3 separate regions of the Mus musculus genome follow, and all the other regions are linked to region 1. Evidence: chromatin loops called from intact Hi-C (ENCODE). Cell type or tissue: gastrocnemius. All regions are shown on one strand.

The links. Peaks named below come from ENCODE experiments on the same cell type or tissue, not always from the same donor. Only the 100,000 strongest peaks of a DNase experiment are listed, where the experiment ranks them.
Region 2: it touches region 1 in a loop (1.9-fold over the local background); 2 of 42 quality-filtered maps call a loop at or near these places.
Region 3: it touches region 1 in a loop (2.2-fold over the local background); 5 of 42 quality-filtered maps call a loop at or near these places.

Annotation. Positions count from the first base shown.
Region 1 is chr6:34,606,974-34,614,973 of GRCm38, reverse strand. All of the region lies in intron 1 of Cald1 (caldesmon 1), which reads right to left. Among named protein-coding and RNA genes, the nearest start is that of Cald1, 12 kb to the right of the region's middle. In gastrocnemius, no CTCF peak of the experiment used is centred here; DNase peaks (open chromatin) are centred at 4,294 and 4,833; H3K4me3 peaks cover 1,682 bases; H3K27ac peaks cover 6,019 bases.
Region 2 is chr6:34,655,762-34,663,761 of GRCm38, reverse strand. Cald1 (caldesmon 1) reads right to left here. Exons shown (of 14, transcript NM_001347100.1): 2 at 1,546-1,634. Among named protein-coding and RNA genes, the nearest start is that of Gm13861, 5.8 kb to the right of the region's middle. In gastrocnemius, no CTCF peak of the experiment used is centred here; DNase peaks (open chromatin) are centred at 2,851 and 4,747; H3K27ac peaks cover 2,517 bases.
Region 3 is chr6:34,683,331-34,691,330 of GRCm38, reverse strand. Cald1 (caldesmon 1) reads right to left here. Exons shown (of 14, transcript NM_001347100.1): 3 at 5,257-5,368. The coding sequence starts at 5,327. Among named protein-coding and RNA genes, the nearest start is that of Gm13861, 33 kb to the right of the region's middle. In gastrocnemius, no CTCF peak of the experiment used is centred here; no DNase peak of the experiment used is centred here; H3K4me3 peaks cover 593 bases; H3K27ac peaks cover 4,697 bases.

The sequences.
Region 1 (8,000 bases):
TCAAAGGTATAAACAGGATTCAATGGATAGTTTCTGTTGTTAATTCACAGTCCAAAAACAATTTGAAAGATCAACATATGGATGGCTAACTTTGAAATACTTTCAAGAAAGCAAACACTTCTATGGCATATTTGTTAACAGTAGGTTCCTTTTTTTTTCTTAATGAAGCCTTGATTTCAAGATGTGACAAAACATGGATGCCCCACCCCGAGTACCCCCACTCCCTCTTCCTTCTTCACCACCAGCTAGCTCTTCTACCTCATTTCTTCTCTTAGTGTCCAACCTTTCACAAGTAACATTCTGATGTCATACAAACGTGAAGAGTGAAACTTAAACAGCTCAGCCAAGTCCACCTTTCACGCTGATGTTTTGGTCTCCAACTGTGCGGGAAGAGGGTGATGCAGGGGTGTGCGTGTGTGTGGTCCTGGGATGGTTAGTCTCAGTTGTGGAAAAGAGTACTGGTGTCTTGCAACAGGATGGAGCAGGCAGAGGAATCTGCTGGTGGTCTCAAGGTAACCAAAGACCAGAGGAGACCTAGGGCATTTCAGGTGGAAATCCCTCAAGAAAATGGCTTGGGCAGCAAACATTTGTTCAAGAAAGGGGTTGTCTTGTGTGGCTTTCACTTGTGTGTTAGGGTTCTAACAATAGCTCCACAATGAAAATGTTTAAATTTTTCCACTTAAAACAAAAAACAAAACAAAACAAAACAAAACAAAAAAACACCACACACACATTGATCCAAGGGCCTTGAAAAACAAAGTAAACTGAATAAAAACTAAGATCCATATAGAGTATGGTGTTTCATTAGTAATACTGTAATAGTATCATTTCATTATTTGTTATAAATATAGCATACTAAAGTTAACAATGGATGGAGTTCGGTGCAGGGTATGAGAACTCTGTAATATTCTTGCAACTGAAAACCTAAACATATTTCAAAATAAAATTTTATTTAAAGAATAATAAAAAGACCTACCCATATGATTGCTTATGTGAACTTAACCCCAAACACATTCACTGTTTTCCAACATGCTTGTATTCTATATTTTTAGAGTATTTAAAAAACCCGAATGAAATCCGCCATAAGATATTAAAATCACAGCAACTGCCAAGTGTGAGAATAATTCGCATATGTGGCCTCATGTGTCAGAACTTCAAATGCAGATGAAAGACTGAGTGCAGCAAGACTCTGAAGATTTTATTGTTGTTCACTGTGTACATTGGACACATACAAAGCTTTAAGAGGAAGATACACACTGATGTTTGTGTTAGGGAAACATCGTGAATCAGATGCTAACCTGCCTTAACTGTCCCTTTGCAGCAGAGTTTCTTCCAAAGGTGATTGCTAATATGGTGTGTGTTTGCAGTGTCCATGTGCCCTTTCCCTTGTGTGTAAGCACACGGTTGTTCGGGTGCCCATGCGCAGAGGTACAACTGCACATAGAAGCCTGAAGTTGACATCTAAGGTCTCTCTTGACCTCCCTTCACTGAACCTGAAGCTTGCTCATTCTTGCTAGCCTGGCTTGCCCTGGATGATCCCAGTCTCCCCATCCTGAGCACTGGAATTCCTGGCAGAAGGCACATGGCACAGCCGCCTTGCATTTATGTGGGTACTGGGGATGCAAACTCTGCTCTTCACCCACACATGGCAAGTGCCTTGTCCACCGAGCGGCCTCTCTGGCCCACACCTGTCACCACTGATTGTTAAAGACAAGAGTAAAACCAGAACCTTAATGTTGTGTATGCATTGAATTATGTGCTTTGAATCAGCATATGGTAGGCTGTAAACACATGCAAGTCACGTGCCAACTAAAAAAACCAAAACGTAGGTATATAGAGGAAATGATCTTAGTATCAGCAGTGACAGTGTAACCCTCTGTGTTTTCTAGTTCTCTGTACTAAGCATGCGTTGCGTCTTTTTCACATTTTTTTAAACAGGTAGAAAGAAGAGAAGCCTGATCCTGGAGTAGGAGCCCCCCCCCCCCCGGCCCCCCAGACAAAGGAGTCTGCTGAAGCTGTCACATGTGGGATAGCTGCTGGAAACCTCAGATGTGGAATTTCAGTCCAAACTGAATTCTATTCGACTTACTCCCACCGCCCAAGCCACCCGGGGTCTTCAGATTACAAAGGGAAAAGGATAGAAAACCATGTCTGGGCTTGAAGACACCATGCTGCATGGAGTCTTTTGCTGTGAAAGCTCTTTGCTCCCTATGCGGGCATTACAGGGAAGGGTTAGGCTAAAGAACATTCACGGAGTCGGGTACAGAGAAGACAGGAGGGTCATACAGCTGTGGTGAGGAGGAAGGTCCTTACCCAATAGGCCATTACCTGGAACCTGAGCCCACTGCAAAATGTGAGCCCAGGCACCAAAAGCTTGACCTTGGCCAGGGACACCTTGAAAAGGAATTATCAGGGTGTAGCTACTCCCAGTGGAAAGAACAACTGCTGTATTTTTAACAGCAAGGGTAAAAGCCAAAATATGGAGAGACATGGACGTTTAATGAAATGGAAAAAAAAATAATAAAACAACCGCCAAACTCCTACCCTCCTCACTTCCTATTTGTACTAACACAGATGGGCAGGCAGCTCCAGGCTAGCTGATCCTATGTGGTCAGATCGCAGGCCGAGGGACAGACATTTCTATCCCACCAGCTCTACAGCTGCATACCATCCCTGGAGACTATGGGGAAGAGCTTTGTATCATCGATCTCCATACAAGGATATTTGTAAACAACATGACTAGAGCAGAAGGTGGCCCGATGGCCACAGGACATTTGCAACCATAATCTCAATGGGAGAAGAAATAGAAACCAGGAGGAGAGGACACCAGGGGGAAGAGTGGGAAGAGGTCTAGGAGGAAAGGAACAATTTCAACAGAACCCATTTCCTTCCTAAATTACCTTATCTTACTGCCTCCTTCATTCATTAATTTTAAGGATGCTTGATAAAAGAAGAGGAGGAGGAGGAGGAAGTTTTTTGGTCAAAATCTCCAAGTAAGTACCTAACAAATGAGAATGGCTCCGTGCAGCTGACATAGTTGTGGGCCATTGAGTACTTCAGACAGCTACTGACTGATTTTTCAGTAACTGATTTTTTCCAAGGACTCATGTTCTTGTTTCTCCCCTCCTAGCTACAGGGGAGCTTAGAATGTCCTTGGGCAACTGCAAGTCTAACATAGATCTTGACAATTGAAATGATTTTTCAGAACAATCTAGAAATTGCCCAGGACTGGTCACAAGTGGAATCCCATTTGAAGAGCTAGGCAGATGGTGTAGTTAGTAGACTGCTTCCTGTGTAAGCATGAGGAATTGAATGTGGGTGCCTGTTTCCTGTGTAAAGAGTCAAGCATAGCACCCCACACCTGTACGATCAGCACTGGGAGGGCAGAGACAGGTAGACCACTACAACTCCCAACATAGTTGAATCAGGGCACTCCATGTTCAGTAAGACACCCTGTCTTTAAAAAAAATTGTGGAGAGCAAACTGAAGAAGGTAACAGCTGTTGACCTCTGGCCTACACACACACACACACACACACACACACACACTTAGAGACTTAAGACTATTAAGTTTATTCTATATTTTTTGCCTTAAAAGTTTATTTCTACCCATGTTAAACCCACAGCAGTCATTGCACACACAGTTTTAAAAGGATAATCAATGTAGACCACTAGGACATAGTGAAAGCAATACAGTTAGCTTTGACTATATATTTTTCTATTTTTAGGCCATATATCATTATCATTTTCAACTCTAGTGTGCACATATGTACACATACAGAAAGTATGTCCTGTGAGAGCCAAGATACACATACATAATAACTGTACATGACAGCTCTAGGCACTTTTGCAGTGCAGGGACCGCTCTAACCCCAGAAGGTGTACAGACGAGTTGCAGCTCATAGGAGACCATAAGCAACTTGTCACATCGGTGCTCCACTCTCAAGTGGTATATATAGTGTAACTTTGACTCAAAAGGGAAAAAAAAACCCTAGAAAAAAATTACATTAAACAAACAAAAGCAAAAGGTTGTTCCACACAGTGGGGTGTGGGAGCCAGTAAGGGGTGCAGAGAGAGAGATGAGTTAGAATGGAAACGTGAAAGTCTCAGAATAGAAGTACTTTTAAAGAAAGACACAGAAACAGTGAGCAGTCAGAAGAGGAGAGGGGCTTAGGGAGGAGAGAACCTAAACTCTAAAGAGGATGACCCTCCCTCCCAGTGCGCCTGGGCACTCCCAGCCTGTGACTGCTATTCTAGGGAAGCTATTAATAGCTCTTCCTGTCCCCCAGTTTGGACGACAATTGGCACAGTCACCTCCTCGATAGTTCTGGCCTGAGCCAGAGGACTAATGGAAAGGATCGCAACTGGGACACACATGGAGAAGGAAGGGGAAGAGAGGCACGACGCAGCAGGAAACAAACCGGAAAAGGAGACAGGACACACAAACTATGAACTGTGGCAGAGCAAATGTAGATAAAGCGAAGAGGGCCAGCGAAAGCAGAGCGCGCAAGCATTTATCCTTTAAGCTTAAACAGTGAAGAGACAGGGGAAACGAAGACTCAAAGTGATTCATAACACAAATATGTGTAGGCTCCTAATATTTTCCCCTGTATTGACACGGTTACTGGCCGAGATCAGCCTTTGTAAATTTGACTGAAAAGAGTTCTTGCAGACTCCCCCACAGCCCCTGTGGTGGCTGTCTCCAGGCTGCTCCAGGGTAGCATCTCTCTCTCTCTCTCTCTCTCTCTCTCTCTCTCTCTCTCTCTCTTCCTTCCCCCCCCCCATCCCCGCCTTGGCTCAGCCTTCCCACCAGCCCCTCCCCCACCCCTGATGGCCGCATACCAGACTGTCTGCACTGTGGTTTCCCAGCCGTCCACAGATAGGCCACAGCGAGCGAAGCTGTGCCTCAGTGCGTCATTTCGGAGACCTTTTTTGACTTTTCACCAGATCAGAATTTCATATTGTGAAAGGCTGAAAAGTAAATCTCAAGGGCAAGTTCAAAAGGCCAAGCGACTTCTAGCAAAGCTGCCCCAGACCTAGAGGGACGGCAGAATCCCGTCAGCAGTAGGGTCTTCTGCAACTGGGCTTTCGGAACCCGTGCCGCATAGGTTTCTACCCCGATTTTGAGTTGGGGCATAGTCTGGGTTTAATTCATTCGTTGGGGCTCGAAGCCCTTCACCTCAAACGTTTGGGTCTTTACAGAGACTATCAAGTTAAAGGGCAGTCCAAAGCATGGGCTCCAATACAGTAAACTTTCTAAGAAAGGAGACGGGGACAGAGATGCAGGCGCGTACAGAGAACATGCCACAGGAACACGGACAGGACTATCTAGTTGTGAGGGAACAGGTAGAGCACAGCCTTCCTCACTGCAGTAGAAGGAACCAACCCCGGGGATGGCCTGGCCTTGGCCTTCTAACCTAGAACTGCGACAAAATTGGCTTCTGTTTGTAGTGCTCTGTTACGGTAGGTCTCAGAGATGAATACCCAGGTATAATCTGACCAAAGATGCATGTTAGGAGGAGTTGAAGGGACTGTTTAATCCGTCCCCCAACTTTCTCTGAGGAGACTATGTGTTATCTTAGAGTTATCTGGAATCGTGAGCCTTCTTCGCAGCAAGATTAGACCAGCTGATCTTGAACAGATAATTGTGCCTCAGTTTCTCCAATGAAATTGGCTACTAGACTTGCATTCTTAAGTTCTGATTGTGATTGATTATAAAGTTGAAGAGTGCTGGCACAAACGTGCTGAATTGTGGGGAGTGGGAGTGGCTACCAAGGCAAGGGGACCCTAACTTCAGCTGGGCAGAGGCAGAGCTCTCAACAGTCCATCCAGTTCTCATTGGGGGGTGGGGGGGCAAGGCAGGGTTTCTCTGTATAGCCCTGGATGTCCTGGAACTCACTTTGTAGACCAGGCTGACCTCGAACTCAGTCTTTTGAACATCTAAATTTGACACAAAGGAACACCTGAAACAGCTACAATCACCGAAACAGCTACAATGTTTGTCCAAGTCACAGAAACCTTCAGAACCTAATTCCAGGGTGTTTCCCTTTGGTCGGGCAGAGAACCCATTTGCTGACATCTTTGGGCTTCCAAGGACAGCCCACTTTTGGTTTCTTCCTAGTTGCTCCAGGTCCGCCTGCCTCTGAGCAGAGCAACTGACTTGAGTCAGTAGTGTAAGGCATGGTGTTTAGTTCTGCTTCCTTATATGGCAGGGAGTGACAGTGTGCTTGTCTGTCTAGCTGAACTGCAGTATGGCTCAATGACAAGTTCTAATGATTGCTTATGGAAACCTTGTGCTCTGGCTTCCTTCACTTTCCCAGGAAGACAGAACAGACAGCCATAGGGTTGGAATCAGGGAGTGGCACTGATTCCTGCTATGCCATTTGCCATTTATGTCACTTGGGGCCAGCTATTTAATTTACTTTGCTGTTCTCAGATGGCCTTTGCTGAAAAAGTTGTGACATACAGTGAGCCAGTAGGGTAATGGACAGATTGAAACTTCGTCCTAGAGCCCTAAGGCTTCAAGTCAATCATCCCAGTGCTCTCTCTCTCTCTCTCTCTCTCTCTCTCTCTCTCTCTCTTAACCCCCACCTCCTCATCTTCCTCCTCCCTCCCCTTCTTCGTTTTCTTTCCATTTCCCATTCCAGGTCTAAATTATTGAAAAAAATTCTATCTATCTATAAAAAAAAATAAAAACCACATAGCCTTAGGAACAATAAAAACCCTTTAACCATATTACATAATGAATTCTTCAACTATAAAAGGCAGCTCCAGGCCCATTTATAAGGGTAAAGGAAATGGGTCAGGTGAAGACGATCGTGGAGGCTGTCTTCTGCAAAGCAGGGAGATCCATGCTTCAGAGACAGCCCCAGTTAGAATGCACGCTTGCCAACCTGAATCAGGATGTCCTAAAACTTGTATCTACTGGTCTTTGTCTTCCTTCCTGGAAAGCCCAAACATTAAAGAAATCAACCCTGTTCCTCCCATCTACATGGAGGTCAAGGAGAAGCAATATGAGGAAGTGTGTGGCAAAGAGTAGGGGTTAGAAAGAGAGTCACATGCCTGCAGAGAGCCTCCGTGGGCAAGCACAATAGATTACCAATAACGTGTAGTATTGTATATAGTATCAACCATGTTCAATGTAGTTTGTAATTAGTACTTCTAACATCACATGCGCTTTCATTGGATAGACTCAGCAGATAAAACTGACCATCAGAGGTCAAATAATAGCAGAATATAGTGAGCTAATTAGGAAGGGGTGGATTTTTTTAATATAATATTTTAATATTATATACAGAATAATGAGCTTATATGGTCAGTTTAAAAATACTGGTCATATTTTACAACTAGTTCTCAAAATTCTTGAAAGTTTAACTTTCCAATTTGGGGAGCTACTCTGAACTTGGAAAGAGAGGATAGTGACAGAGAGAGGGCATGCTGGGTACAACGGGAGGAGCTAATCCTTTTTAGCTTCTCTTCCGAAAGCTCTGCCCCGCCCCTGCCCGCCCACCCCACCCCACCCCACCCCACCCCACCCCACCCCACCCCATGCGCACACCGGAAGTACCTGCTCTTGTAAAGCAAACATCTTTCGTGCAAAAACAGAAACTGATCCTAGCTATCTCTTTTTCCGTTTTTTTTTTTTCAATTACATTTTTTAAAAAAAAACGTTTTATTTGTGTGGGGAAGGGGCACGCGTCATGGCGCATGTGTGGCGTTCAGCGGACTACTTGCTGAGTTGGTTTGACCTACCATGTGTATACTGGGAATTGAACTCAGGCTTTCAGGCTTGAGGGAAGTGTCTTTGCCCACTGTACCACCTCACCAGCCCAATCCTGGCAATCTTATTGGACCAGGCCAATCACATGAGAAATTATGCTGTAAAATCTTCAGTGAATGTTGTATGTGTATACCGTGCTCAGAATATGGTACAGTCTTTCTACTCCAAGCCACTGAATGCCAGAAGAGCCTTAAGGTGAACTTTCTGCCCTGCAAAAACAA
Region 2 (8,000 bases), 49 kb before region 1:
GTCTGTTAGGTGCCTGAACTTAATGAAACACAGTTGGGAGGCACCTCTGCTGGCCACGGGCCACCATTCACTGGATTTTCCCAGTGCAGCTTTTTTTTTTCTTCCAATTTTCTTATTTTATAGAAGTAGAAATTGTATAAGTTCCAGAATCAAGTGTCAGTGGCATTTTGGGAACAGGTCCACAACAATGGGTACCTCCTTCTCGGCTACTTTAGGACCATAAGGAGAGAAGGATGGGAGTGAGTACTTTAAGAGAGCTGGCGTTGCAAAGGGTGGGGGTATACAGAGAAGGAGTTTGTAGAGTCACACAGTCCAAATACACACAGACACAAACATAGAAATACAGACACACACACACACACACACACACACACACACACACACACACACACACACACCCCTACCCCAAGAGAGGTTTTGCTAAAAGAGAACCAAGGATATGAAGAAGAGAAAGGACCCAGGGTGAATAAGGTACAGCTGAAAGAATCCTGAGACAGTAATTGTCTGAATGGTGCTAAATTTCTGAAAACAAACAAGCAAACAAGCAAACCGAAAGTCAAGAACCAAATCAAACCAAAAACCCTTCTTTGAATTAAGGCACCGCCCCCCCCCTCCATTTCCTTTGTTTTCCACACCCTATCTTAGAAAAGCCCTTCTGTGCTCCTCGAGTGGCTGCTTCTACTGGTAGACTTGTGGTGGTTTAAATAAGAAATGCCCTATAGTCACATAGTCACTGGTGATGTTGTTTGGGAGGCTATAGAACTTTTAGGATGTGGAACCTTGCTGCTGGAGGGCGTCTTTGAAGGGTTGCATATCAACCCCATTTCAGGCTCACCTCCCAGTTTGTTACCCTTGAAATGTGATCTCTCTGCTTCCTGTTCCTGCTGCCTGCTGCTACGTTTCCCTGTCATGATGGACTCTGACCTCTCCCGAACTGTGAGCTAAAATAAACACTTTTATCTACTCATTGCTTTTGACCTTGGTTTATTACAGCAACAGAAGAGTGAGCGAGCCACTTGTTTGAAAGGGTAGGTGATCCATTACTCCTGAAATCGCTAGCCTTTTCCCAACGATGAGCTTAGGTGAGGCAGAGGCATCCTCTTTAGTCCCTTAAGACTACAGTATCAGTCATAGTTAGTGAACAGTTCATGTGTCTTAAGAAATCACACATGAAGTTATACACGGTGGCTTACACCTTTAATCCCAGCACTTGAGAGTAGAGGCGGGCAGATCTCTGTGAGCTAAAGGTTAGCCTGGTCTACAAAGTGAGTTCCAGGCTAGCCAGGGCTTGTATCAGGAACAAGCAAACAAATTACATGTATAAGAAAGAGAAATAACAGAAAGTCAGATTATAAACCAGGAAAGTATTCCTCAAAACCTTGATAAAGTCGATCAGATTCACTGAGTGCTAACTAAACAAGAAGAGGAGTAGCAAGCAGGGCTGGGGTTTTTATGAGATAACTTTAAATGCAAGAATTCAGCAAATCAGGCAGAGAGGTTATATAAGTACTATAAGCAGAGCCCAAAGCAACAAACTCTACTTACACAGAAGCAGTCAGGTGTCTACTTCTGAACCTTTGACTGTCCACCCCCGTGGGTTGGATTTGATGATCTTGAAATCTGTTATTGACTATCTGGAAGAAAATGGAAGATTGAATAATTAAGTATAATTACCTATAGTCAATGTAGAGTATTCATTCATTCTTGTATATTTATTTATTATTTATTCTCTGAGTGTGTGCCACAGTGTAGAGTGGAGGTCAGAGGGCACTTGTAGTCATCCCCTTCTACTGTGCAGGTTCTGGGGACTGAACATGAGACCTCAGGCTTGGAGGCAAGTGAGCTACCCACTGAGCCATCCCCCCAACTCTAGAATGCACATTTCAGATATCGATTCTCCCTCAGGTACCATCATTAGTCGAGTGCTGAAGGAAGAACATAGGCCTGGTTTAGAAATAGCTATTGTGCATGGGGAGATGGCTCAGCAGGTAAAGGTGCTTGCTGAATACAAGCTAGACCACCTGAGTTCAGGTCTCCAGAATCCACATAAAGGTAGAGACAGTATCCCAAAGTCTGTAAGCCCAGGGGCATGTGAGTTGGAGTCAGGAGAATCTCCACGAACTGCCTGTCCAGCTTGCCTGCTGAACCCTGGTCAAAGATGGTGGAAAGGTGGGACTTGACAGGAAGGTTGTCCACCAACTTCCACAGTGTACCACATACATAAGAATAAGCCCCCACATGTATGTATGTATGTATGTATGTATGTATGTATGTATGTATGTATGTATATGGGGGGATTATCATACATTTTCATTTTGAAGAAAGTAAATGTCATGTTATCCTAAATGTAAAGGCAGAGAAGGATGTGTGGCCATACACCTACTCTGACAGGACCGACATTTATTTGCCTACTTTCTTTTTCTCTGTTCCTAATATATTCAGCATTCTTACTTTTTGAAAAAGGGAGTGAGTAAAAGGAAACTAGGGAAAGAAGTATGCTAAATGTAGGTGGAAAATCCTTTTTTGTCCTAGTGTCCTTGTGTGCGTGCGTGCATGCGTGTGCACTGTCCTGAGAGTGAGACAGAAAAACAAAGCAAATAACAAAAGAACTGGGAGAGAAGCCTTTCCCTTTGTGCTCGGGTTGCAGGTCTGCAGATGAGAAATGAGTGGATTTTCTACTCTGTTTCAAGGCAATCCCTGTCCGTGGGAACCATCCCTCACCTTATCACTTCTAGCCAGAGCCGACCGTGCAGTGCCAAGCACAGACATTCTGGCTGACCCTGCTCTGAAACCCTTGCCAAGCTCTCTGCAGACCAAGCTGAGTCTAGACCAGACGTACTTAAGGAAGGAAAAGACTGAGGTAAAGGAAGGGAGGGAGGGAGCTAGACACATGGCGAATGAGCCTGTCGTCCTTCCCCAGTCCCTAGCAAGCTGGTGGCAAACAGCCAGGCGCTATTTATTGCTCCTTTGAATTAAGCATCTACCCAGGCATGGGGAGAAATGGGTTATACACGAAAACTTTCACTATGGGAGAACCAGGGTGTAATGACAGGAAAGGAGAGATTGTCTCCTTGTCATCAGACTCAAAATATTTCCAAATGGATACCACGAAAGGGTTTCAGGTAATGTCTTGCTGCAACAAGGAGCCATTGGAAAGGTTAAATTAGGGAACTTAATAAAATTGGCTGATACTTTATCCAGCATGAAGTACCAGTTGAAGAATTAATTTAACATGTTACCTTCCACTGCTGAATTAGGACCCGGAATGTCAACATTATTATTTCTAGCAAATAATACTTGATCCATAATATCCTTTGTACTCATTATATGAAAGTAACAGTAATAGTTATTATTTATTAAGAATTGTGTTAGCACATCACACACTTGTACTTTATTTGATCACTATAAAAACCTTGTAGGATAAGGATTTAAAAGTTCGCTGTGTTTAAGTGGTAAGTTAAGGCCACCAAGCCTAATGACTCCTTGTCACTTCCAGTTAGGAAGTAGTGAAGCCAGTACTCAAACCAGAGGTTGACAAAGCAGGATAGGTTTGTCTGAAGCCACAGTCTGCTTACTTATTGAGTGAGTACTCTGCTCCAGGACTAGGAATGTGATGATGAACAGAGAGTCTATTTTCATGGAGCTTACATGCTGCTCAACTAAAGCCAATGCATACTTTTGATTAAGTAAACTAAACAACAGGATGTTATAGAGGCTACTGGAGTAGGTAGGGTTAGTAGTCTAGTTTGATCATGTCAGTTCTCCCCAAAGTCCATACACTGGAAACCTAATCCCCAAATTCACATGGAATTTGGAATGGAGTTTTGGGAGCCTAATAATCAAGAATAGACCAGGTCACCATGGTAGGGCCATCATGATGGAATCAGTGGCTTTCTGAGAAAGAGAGACCAGAACACTTGGTATCACACACAACATAAAGGATCTAGAAGCCCTCACCTTGGTATTGACTTTTCCAGCCTTAGAAACTGTGAGAAGCCAAGTGCTGTGTGTGTGTGTGTGTGTGTGTGTGTGTGTGTGTGTGTGTGTGTGTGTGTGTGTGTGATTTTGATGGTCTTTCTACACAGCCCTGGCTGACCTGGACTCATTATATAGACCAGGCTGGCCTCAAATTCAGAGATTCACCTGCTTCTGAACTCCTGAGTGCTGGGACTGAAGCATGGGCCACCACACCCAGCTCAATTTCTTTTCTTTACAAATTACCCAACCTGCATCATTCTATTAGCAGCAGAAAATGTACTGAGACCGATGGGGGAGGATGGTCTTTAATGAAGAGTAGATGGCTAGACTGAAGGTACAGCTCATGGAAGAAGACCCCTGCATAGAACTCTGAGAACAATGTTCCAATAGCAAATACTGGTGTGGACTTTTGTATGCTTGTGATTCTGAAACTCATCCACACTGCTCTGTCCCCACGGGATTTGGGGGTGGTCACTCAGAAGGTGTTTTCAGAAGTGCTATCTTTGCTAGGAGACATGAGGGTCTAGGTAGATGCTAGAAGAGGCCAGAAGAACACCAGATACTTTGTGTTGTGGATAAGGTTGAGAGGCACTTCTACACACTTGGGAACATGAAGAGTGTTTCGTGTGGTCTTACATGTGTTCCATTCAGTCTTTTGTGGTGGATGATAAGACAGAACATTTATCTAATGACCTGCAGAGCAGGGAAAGCTACAGGACGTGATGCTCACAATGGGAAAGGAACGGGAAGCAACTCTTCCAGCCTCGGTTGGCAGGGAATCAGGTACCCATGGAGATGGATATTAAAATAAAATATTTAAAAATAGATCTGTGGAGTTTATTCAAAAATGAGTCAGTGGTAAATAAAACATTAGTACTTGTCTCTGCCTCGCTTGTGTAGTTTAGTATGGAAGTTGGAAGTCTGTTAGAATGGAGGGAATGGACAATTTTAGGGCATTTACATAAACACCAATGAGCAGACAGATCTTGAATGAGTTGCTTAACTATCCTGGTCTCTCGGTTCCTCAGCCCAATATAAAGCACTTGAAGAATAGTTTTTTAAGATATCTTCAACTCATCTGGTTTATATATAGTTATTTGATCTTTTAAGGGAATAAGGGAAAGAGATGTGTTATGAATCCTAACACATGTGGAAGACCTTGTAACTGTGAAAAAAAAGGCCAGTTCACTCTCCTTCCAGGACCACCCAGTACTATCCCATCCCTAACACTTCTAAGAGATGAGTATATTAGAAATAATAACATATTGCATAGTAGTGTCTAGAGCTTACTGAGTGTCTGCTATGTCCAAGGGACTTGGCATGTGTTACCTTGTTCAGTGTTCACCATCTTAAAGTAAAGAAACAGATTCAGGATCATTGCTGCATAGTTAATAATGATAGAGTTGAAATGTAAGCCATAATAGTCTTACTCCAAAGATCTCTCCCTGACTAAACACCGGGAGTTATCATAGTTGCTAAGGCTTTTCTAGAACCAGTTACAAAACCTGATATGAAGCAGGCTTTTGATGAGCTTGTTGAGTGTGTATAGACCAACTGAGGTACCTGCCTAGAGGAGACTAGCTTGGGACAGCCCAATGTTATGATTGGAGACAGCTGAAAAACTTGACTAAAATATAAGATCTCTCCTGAGGCATCAGAAAGCTGCTGCAATAGCCGGAAGCTCAGGGGTCACCATCCCAGAGAGAAGGAAAGCGGTAGAGCTCCCATTACCCCCAAATCCAGTGCTTTCTACCAAGACAGCCACTGTTCTCAAACAAGATGGCATAAGAGGACTGCAAAACCCCACAAGGCAAGGCAGCACATGCTTGTAATCTTAGCAGTGGGGAGCTGAGGCCAGCCTGAGCTACAGTATTGAGCTCAAGGTCACTTTGGCCTATGTTGCAAGAGCTTGTCTCATAACAAAATAGAACACAAAGGAAACACAAAGAGCACACTTCTCTTGTGTTGTCCCACAGAGGTGCACAGCAAACGCTTAGAGTTTACAAGGAGAGTTTGATCTTGGGGCTCTTGTAGATCTTATTTGTGGTAGTTATTAGCTACTACAAAAAGTTCAGAACTCAACTAAAAAGAATCCACTTTACTGTATGTCTATTATACTTTGAGAGAACAAATGAACAACAACAACAACCACAAAAAAAGGATGGGAAGGAAAGGAGGAGAAAGGAGAGGGGAGGAGGAAGGGGAAGAGGAAGAGGAAGGGGAGGAGGAAAAGGAAAGGGAGGAGGATGAAGAGGAAGAGTGGAAAGGAGAAGAGGAGGAAGGCAAGGAAAAGGAATGAGAGAAGGAGGAAGAAGAGGAGGAAGAAGGAGAAAACAAGGAGGAAGGGGGAGAGGAAGAAGAAGAGGAGGTAGAGGAGGAGAAGGAGGGGAAAGGAGAGGAGGAGAGAGGAGAGGAAAAGGAATGAGAGAAGGAGGGAAAAAAGGAAGAAGAAGGAGGGTGGCCATCACCACTTCTTGGGGATGCTATCTTTCTTCCAGTCGGTGATTTTTGTTTTGACTCTTGGTCTGAAACAGGTGGATGTAGGAGTATTCATTTATTTATATCTGGGCCCTCAGTTTTATTCCACTGGGTAACATGTCTTTTTAAATGTCAGTGCCATGCTGGTTTAGTACTAGAGCTCTAGAGTGTAACTTGAACTAAGTCCTAATGATTTACTGCTATGCCCATAGATTAGCATATTGCTGAATTCTCAGCAATGGTGTTAACCCAGACACTGACCACTGGTCAGCATGCAGAGAATGAGGACCTTCTCAGTGCTTGGCTCTAACTGGGGCATCTATATCACACCTCCTCCTTCTAAAGCTTGGGGATTGTTGTGGGAAGAGGAGGGTGGAAAGACTGTAAGAGCCAGAAGCTGTGAGGTTATAAGGAAACTGTATTACAGGATACAGCAGGACAGTTACATGTACAAACTCAGTAGCTGCGCACAAGACCCGTGCACAAGATCAAGCCAGGCAACATCCCAGCATGGAGCAGTGAAGGCTATCAACACCTACATCTAGCCTAGGAGCTACTAGCAATTGCTGGCTGCTGAGAGAGGGAGTTTTTCCCTTAGAACAGTGGTTCTTAATCTTCCTTTTAATACAGTTTTGTCATGCTGTGGTGACCCTGGACCATAACATTATTTGCATTGCTACTTCATAACTGTAGTTTTGCTACTGTGTGTGTTTGTCAGACAACAGTAACCGGAATCTTCAGAGCATCGCCTTTCACTGTAGTCACAGAGAAAGTTACCTTAGTGTCTATCAACCTCAAAGCAGAGAAACTGTGTCAGGCAAAGAATGAAACAATATGGCACTGAGAACGGAGGACATCCATCTGAGAGACATGAGGTTAGACAAGACACCCAAAATTATCATAGTCCGTCAATATAAACTTAGATATACATCTGGCATCAGAGATCAGAATAAGGTAGCAATGATGGCAGTAAGTCCTGGAGGGAGCTTCTGAGTGCCTTTGTTCCTATAGATGCTGACCTCACAGGCATGTCTGCTATGTGAAAATTCTTCACGTGGTTAAGGTGATCATACAGTTAAGGGCTGTATGATTTTCTGCACGTTATATATCATTTCAAGGTTCTTTGTATTGCACGTGCCTAGACCTAAAGGAAACCCCAATCTGCAAGGAGGAAAAATGGAGGGAATTTGTGAGCTCAGAATAGATCAAGTCACAAAGGTCCCGTGCCCTCAGCCACCTATTTTATCAGCAGGAAAATAACAAGGTAAAAAAGAAGGATAAACAATGAGAGAAAGTTCAAGGCAACATGAATCAATATGCCACAGAAAGAGGCTGGGATCGATTTGCTCCATTATTTCTAAATTAAAAGTCAACACTGGATTATTTACCAGTGACTTGGCGACCTTTCCATATTTGTTTTGGCTTGTCATACCTTAGAAGGGAAATACTGAATATCTTTGCAACTGGACCCTATCAAGACAGGTCAAATACAAGGACTACTTCTTATCTAGGATGCTCTGAAACTTCCCAGGCTCTACAGTCAT
Region 3 (8,000 bases), 76 kb before region 1:
TTGACTTTTTTAGGTTGTGTTGTTGCAGAGAATCAAATTAACTAATAATCATTAATAGTGATGTCTACTGTTGCAAAATGCTAAGTGCTGTGTTAATGCTTCCTCATATCTCCTCAGCCTGTAAGAATCTATGAAGTAGATACTTCCGTTGCTCTCATTTTATACAGGGGCAAGCAGAAAACTGGAAGGATTGGTTGTCTTACCAGTGCTCACTCAGCCTTAAGGGATAGGCCGAGGATCAATCCCATAGGCCCTACTGCCAAAACCCATGACCATACCTGCTAAGCTTACCATCTTTGATCATGATACTGCTGAGTGTTCCTTCATTTATATAGAACAGTGGTTCTCAAACTTCCCAGTTCTGTGACCTTTTAAAACAGTTCCTCATGTTGTGGTGACCCCCAACCATGACATTATTTCATTGCCACTTCATAACTGTCATTTTGCTACTGTTATGAATCATAATGTAAATATCTGATATGCGACCCTTGTGAAAGGGTTTTTCAATTCCCAAAGGGGTTACAACCCATAGATTGATAGCTGCTGTTATAGAACATACATACCTATATATCTGTATTTATGTCCTTATGACTTCCAGCTAAGTTTCCTGCTGTGCTGTTATTAGTCCTCATTTACTGGATACATTTTAAAGATATAAAAGATCTCTGTATTAAAGTAGGATAAAACAATGCCTCTGCAAAAGTATGGATCCTTTCCTAAAAGCCTGTGCATCTACAGTCAGCACTAAGTCCAGGAAGATGCAGAGGAAGTGACACAGAAGCAGGTGGCTGCAGTTTTGTGATGATGAGCATGATGCCCTGAGAACATCAGAGATGCCAGGGGAGAGTGAGAGGTGGGGGAGGGGAGGGAGGGAGGGAGGGAAAGAGAGAGGAAGGGAGGGAGAGGGAGGGAAAGAGAGAGGAAGGGGGGGAGGGAGGGAGGGAGAGAGAGAGAGGAAGGGAGGGGGAGGGAGGGAGGGAGGGAAAGAGAGAGGAAGGGAGGGGGAGGGAGGGAGAGAGAGAGAGGAAGGGAGGGGGAGGGAGGGAGGGAGGGAAAGAGAGAGGAAGGGAGGGGGAGGGAGGGAGAGAGAGAGAGAGAGGAAGGGAGGGGGAGGGAGGGAGGGAGGGAAAGAGAGAGGAAGGGAGGGGGAGGGAGAGAGAGAGGAAGGGAGGGGGGAGGGAGGGAAGGAGAGAGAGAGAGAGAGAGAGAGAGAGAGAGAGAGAGAGAGAGAGAGAGAGAGAGAAGAGAGAGAATGCAAAAAACCCAGAAACAGAAAGAGTAGCAGAATAGATGTGGGCAGCTGTTTGTTCCCATGAGGCTAACAAAAGTAAATATTTATTTATTTACACATTCATTTGCTCAAACAGGCAATTGATTAAAATGCCATTGAGCTTGAAATGTATACAAATAATGCCTTTTGCTTAGAAACATCACATTAAGATTTTTCTCTGGTTATGCACAGATCCCCTTCTGCCAACCGAAACGTCTTTCTTATGCTTTTGGTCAAGATCTCTCTAATCTAATATGGTCTTCCTGACTCCTGGCACACTATCCCTACAGGTGACTGTTGGTCTCTACAGGTCTGGGCAGAACCTTGCACTTTATAGATACTCTTTCTATATGTATATGTGCATTTGTTATAGCACTTCATTTATTTATCCAGTTTTGTGGTGCTGGAGATTGAACCTAAAGCCTGAGTATGATGGTCAAGTATTCCAACCCCGAGAAAATTACCCAGTCCTCTGCCCCGAACAGAGCATAGAGCAAAAGAGATGCCTGATAAAATGTGTTGAGAACAAACGAATGCATCTGTAGCCTTGACCCTTGGACCAACTTTATCTGCATTGACTCTACTGCCATTCCGAAGCTGGCATGGCTTCTTTTTATTCTCCATATCCAGATGACAGTTAATTCTTCCCCTGCCTGGCCCTAGGTATATTTTATAGGGCCTTAGAACTGTCTTTTAAAAAAAATGTAAGATTCTGTATTACGTATTTGATTTCAAATCAAGCAATATCTGACTTATTGCAAACAGAAGTAGACAATTCCAAAAGCAAGAGGAAATGACCTCTGATTCCCTTGAGAAAGCACTCATTCCTGTGACAAAGGAAGCCAGGGTCTGGCGTTAAAGGAAGAGGAAGGGACTTGCCTAAGGTCTTACATGCCCTTTGTCCTCAGATCTGAACTATGATTTTTAGATAGCCCTGGATTCCTGGTTTGGCCATCTGTTTCCTGGACACACCCTGAACTTGCCATGGAATCTTGCTGGACCATAAAGTCTAACTTTCACTACTGCCATAAATGATCATTTTACCAAATGCTGATGGAGGTTGACCTAATTCCAGCACAGCAGACCTATACAGTGCCCCTTGAGACACAAACAGGTAAAATCAGTACAAACATAGGGCCATTGTTAAGAACAAGCAGAAATGTAGACAGAAGTGTTGGTTAAGCAATATTTGAATAAAGATGCATGTATTTGTTTTAGGTTATTAATGGCGCCTAATTAAGCTTTGGCATACAGGCTTTTTTACAACCAACACTAACAGAAGATAAATCCTTGTTCACACATCACCACCACCCTGGGAAGCATGAACGGAGCAGCTGTGTGGCCAGTTCTTAGAGTTCTGGCTATGAGAAAATGAAGCTTATTCACCCTACGTCGCAGCCTGGCTTAAACCACTGTGAGATGCTTCTCACTGCCTGTTGGTGTAGAACTCCATCTAACGAGGTGCACACTCTGCTCTGCCATCCCTCTAGCCCCAGCGTTCTTCAGGGTTACTCCTCTGCTCATCTGCTTTCTGTACTCTTGTTTCCTATGAGTCTTTGAGATACAGAAGTGTCTGCTGATCACCTTCGTTTCTCCCATCTCTGTTCAGACACTTCGTCTTGATCAGTCCTCGGTAGGCATTTGCTGGGTAGATTGAGAACTCAAGAATCCAGGAGAATCCCAAGGCCAGTAGCACTGAATTAGGCAGAGGAAGTAGAGGTGTGTTCCTCCTGTCTAGGTGGTGTCCACAAGTCTTCAATGTCCTCTCAATTTCAGGTCTGCTCCTTCCCTAGGTCTTCTCTGTCTCTCTGCTATGTTGCTCCCTGTGATGTTTCCATTATGCCCTTATGATCTCTTACTCTCTCATATGAGCTTTTGGGGGGTGGGGGAGGATATGACTTCAGCTTTTTTTATTGGCAATGGGTTTGTCCCAATGGACCTATCTTATACGATTTTCTCTTCTTTCTGAATAAAAATCCAAGTTTCCTGTCTTCTAACATCTGGGGGGAAATCCCCATGTTGATGTGGTTTCTACCTGAAATTCAACACTATGACCATGACCACCAAGAATAGAGTCTTCTCACCTTTCTCCACTGGAGACGAGGCCGAGACTTTTCTTGACGATGCCTGATAAACATGCATGGAGAATGGATGAAGGCATCTGCAGCTCTGAGCCTTGGAAGCGCTCTATTTTAGGTTAACTTACTATAATAATTCGGAACTGGAGCTTACAGTCTTCAGACTGAGTTGTCCCTGCTCCTGACAGGTTTGCTGATTGCCACGTGGGATCTCTTTCCTCCCTCCGACTGCTCTGATTCAGGCTCTCACGACTGTATGCTTGATGCCAAGTCTCTAAATCTCAGTCCACCGTAACTAACCGTTACCACCACACTCTCATCCCTAGTGAGGGTCCTAAGATGCCCTTCCTCTCAAGCTCCCTGCAGCAGATTCTTTCTCCCTGGAGCTTTGCTTGTCTCGTTTTCACACCTAGTCAGCCTCTCCTACCCCACTCTGTCATTTCTACTGATAAACTGTATTCCTTGCAGTAATTTTAGGTTCAAAGAAAAGTTGAGTGGAAATGGCAAGTCTTCCATGCTGCCCTGTCCCCTCCCCTCCCCAGTTGCAGCCGCAGCCTCTGCCATTATCAGCATCCCATACACAGTGCTGTACTTGTGACTGTGGATAATGTAGGTACACACATGTCATTCCACTTTGATTCCATAATTTGCATTGAGTTCCAGCGCAGTGGCACGCATCTGCCATCATACTATCTCATGGGTGGTTTTGCGGGTCTAACATCCTGTGCTCTGCCTGTGTGCTCCTCCCTCCCTCCCTCCTGTCCAGCTCCTGGCAACCACCGGTCCTTTGGTCATTTCCTTAGTTTTGTATGCTTTAAATTTTTAATTATTAACTATTATTTTAAAGTCGGATAGATACATTTTCTATGTTGGATGCATTCCCCTCTGTCCCTCCCTCCTTTTATTTTATTGACGCTCTGTTTTAGACAGCTTCCGTTTTACTTATCTCCACAATTACTTTTTCCGTAGCATACCACAACTCTCAACAAAACTTCTGTGAATAGTTTAATCTCAGGGTGACAATAGTCTTTCCTTCACTTGGCATTCATATTAATTCCCAGCTATCCAGCCGTTGTTTATTACTTAGATAGGATTGTTATTAATAATGGTTGATAACAATAACAACAGCTTTTCAGTTTTGTACGGCAGGGCTGCGGTAGGTCATTTGTACCCACTATGCTTTGCATCTGTGCACTGGAATTACTGGCATGCAAAACCTTGGGGCTTGTTTCTCCCTGTGAATACTTGGTACGCTTTCCTTAAACTACTGATCGAAGCCACATCATTAGAGGCCACTGTCCTTCTGTCTGAGGCCTAACTAAATGTTAAGATACACATTTCCACCCTCGATGTCACATGTCAATGCTTCATTTTTCCAACCACCTGTCCCCTAAGTCACCACCTCAAAGGCTGCCCCACACATTCCAACAGCTTCCAACAGCCCCCACATCCTCCCCAGTCACTCAGACCATCTGTAGTAACCTTCCTGATGCAGACGGCCAGGCAACGGTTTTTCTAATAAGAATCAAATCTGAGCTAAGACTCTTCTGGGGCTTGCCAAACTGCTTCTGATAGCCAACAGTCAGCATCTTCTGTCATTCCAGTGTTATGGGTGATTTGAAGCCTTTATCTTTATGTATTATCTTTTACCATTACAAATTCTACAATGTTCAGCCTCCATAAATACGAAATTATCTGATTCTCTCTGATCTCCATTTTTCTTGAAATGTGTTTTTTTTAAATGCAAAATTTAGACTTTTAGCAGGAAAAATACTTACACCCATAACTGCTTTTTACAAATAGTTTGATGTGCAATATGGACACAACTGGCCCTTCAGAGGGCAGAGTCCTTGTGATCTGAAAACAAGGTTGCTGGTGATGTGAATATCTGTTATCCTGGATCCTTACCTTTCTGCCTCCAGCCGCATCTCCTCCCTCTTTTGTCTCCTGAGTTCTCTGCGACGTTCAAAATCATCCATAGTGAGGTTTCGGGTTTAGGGAACCCAGATAATATCTTGATCTAAAGGAAAGAGGCGGAGTCAAGATCACCAAGGAGTCATGAGCCCCTGATTTAGTCCCTCCCACCCCACACCATCATCTTTTCTTTATTTTTAAGAAAAACACCTTAGAATACGGCTAAGGCAACCAGTGGTCAATTGCTGACCTCAAACAGAGTGCACCTTCATTCTAAAAGCTATTAAAACAAGTAAGAGTGCAGATTACATTTAAAAAGTAAGAAGGAATCTCAGGAGACAGAAATATTGATAGCATGGCCTCAGAATGGCTGGATGATCCAGCCCTTTGTCTCTCGCTGAACTCCAGACAACACTTACACCCAAATGAACAAAGAACAAGACAGACAGCGAAAGAAAGACTGAGAGGAAAATGGGCAAGAAAAGAAGTATGTGTGTGTGTGTGTGGGGGGGGGGCAGACAGAGGAAAGGAGAAATCAGACAATGCTGCACGCAGGCATCGTTTGCATAGTCTGGAAGTTAGTTAGCACTGTTTTTGTTTGTTTGCTTGTTTGTTTTAAGTATGCAGAAATCATGGGAGAAAAAAAAATCCCTAGGAAGCAGTATTTTAGAAGGCAGCTAAGTTTTGATCAAACTGTCTTCAGAGCTCAAAAATCCTGGCTCTCTCCAGATGTAATCCAACCGTTTGACCCTTTCCTACCTCCTCTGAGATGACTTTGATTCTGGAAGAATTTCCAGCTCTTCAGATGCTGAGCCTGCTTCCGCTGTGTATCTGTGCCATGCAGTCAAATATTCCAGAATCTCCCTTCGGCCCCCAAACCCAAAATGACTCCCAGGAAAGGGGAAGCGGGCTCCTGTCCCCGCTCTGTTTACAGAGCTGTCAGTGGTTAGTTAAACTAGCCTGGAATCTGGCATTTAAGGCGTGCTGGAAGATTGTTTCCTGTGCAGAGCAGGAGGCCTCCACTTCCTCTGGATTCCTAGGCGCTCGCTTGGCTGCACTCAGCTCACAAAAATATTTTCCAGTGCCTTCTATGTAGATGAGCTGAGCCATTTGTCCAGAGCAAGAAAATCGGTGTGGTAAAAACCCCAGAACCATCATAGGATGGCATCTTTGTTTGGAAAAGATTTCAGGAAAAAAATAAAATAAAAAGAATCTGAAATAAATTGGCACAGAAGGTTTTTGCCCTCACCACTTTCATAGTGCATAAAAACAAAAATCAAATCTCAGCCAACAAAAATAAAACCATGCAATGTTTGAGATTTTTCACACTTCCCGCATCCTCTACGGTATTAAACTCTTTATGCATCTTTAGAAACTTGGATTTGGTTTTTTATTGGGAGTTTAAAAAAAAAAACTCTCAATTGTTTTGTTTCACGTTGAGAAGAAGGGTCCCAATACTTTCTAGTCATGAAAGAAAGAAGGTTTCCTTTTGCATTTCACCAAACACATTTTTTCTCAGACCAGATATATCAGAGCATGCTTGAAATCACAGGACTTGAGAGACTGAGGCAAGAGGATTGGGCTAAAGAGTGGGAACCTGTTTCAGAGAGGAACATAAAAAAAAAAATAAAACAAAACAAAACGAAAAAAAAATCCCTCTTTTCTCACCAATGCCCCTACAATTCTATACATTTTCTAGTCTGAACTCTCTATAATTATTAAAAAATAAAACTGATCTGAAGGCTTCTATGAGACCACCTGAAAAGCTTTCTTCTGTCTGCTGTTCTGACCAAGTGCAGGGTATAAAGCAGCCATGGGAATAGTAGACCAAGCTGGTAAAGTAGGATGGGGAAATTCTATTTTCTTCCGTGTGTGTGTGTGTGTGTGTGTGTGTGTGTGTGTGTGTGTGTGTGTGTTGTGTCTGCCTATGTGTGTGCATATGTATGTGTTTGTATGTGTTATAGGACACTCACATATCACACTAATCCTGCATATGTTTGTATATGCATTTACATATAGTTTTTGTTGCATAAAACCACCTCTTATAGCTAGAGAAATAGTTACGAGAGGAAGAACTCTGCCCGTGAGCAAACCGTTCTTGCTTTTTTGTGTGTCAATCCTGGGAAAGCCCCCTCAGAGATGGTTAGTGCTCCTGCCTATCAAACCTTAAACAGTCATTTGCTGCTTGGCAGCCCCAGGGCTATGCTTATACCTGTATCTTGGAAGGGTCAAAGAACAGCAAACAAGGTACCCTGAGCCCTGAGAAGACCAGGAAGGCATTGGTTTGTAGAGACAGCAGTACAGGTAAACAGAACAGAAGCCCCATGTATTTAATGTGGTTGAACATCCCTTCTGGCTCGCCCCCATGCAAGTTCTTTCTTCAATCTGCCCTCCTACTCCCTACCTTTTACTACTTACTTGGAAGCCTGCTTTCTTTCTTAACCATGGAAAAGCTACTTATGATTTGGGTATAGACTATGTATGTTACCTGGGGGAATAAGGGACCACAAAAATGTATTTCTTCATGCAACTCTAAACCAGTGCCCTTGTGGACTACATCCTGTGAATATCTGGTGGAAAGAAAACACATGTGTGCCTTCTGTAGTATGACTTTTGGTTGCTGTGTGTGTTTACTGGGTTTATGTGTGTTTGTATAAATGTGTGCAAATGTCTGTGCACCTGTGCTTATGTGTGTGTGTGTCTTTGTATATGTTTATGTGTGTATTTTGTGTAGGTGT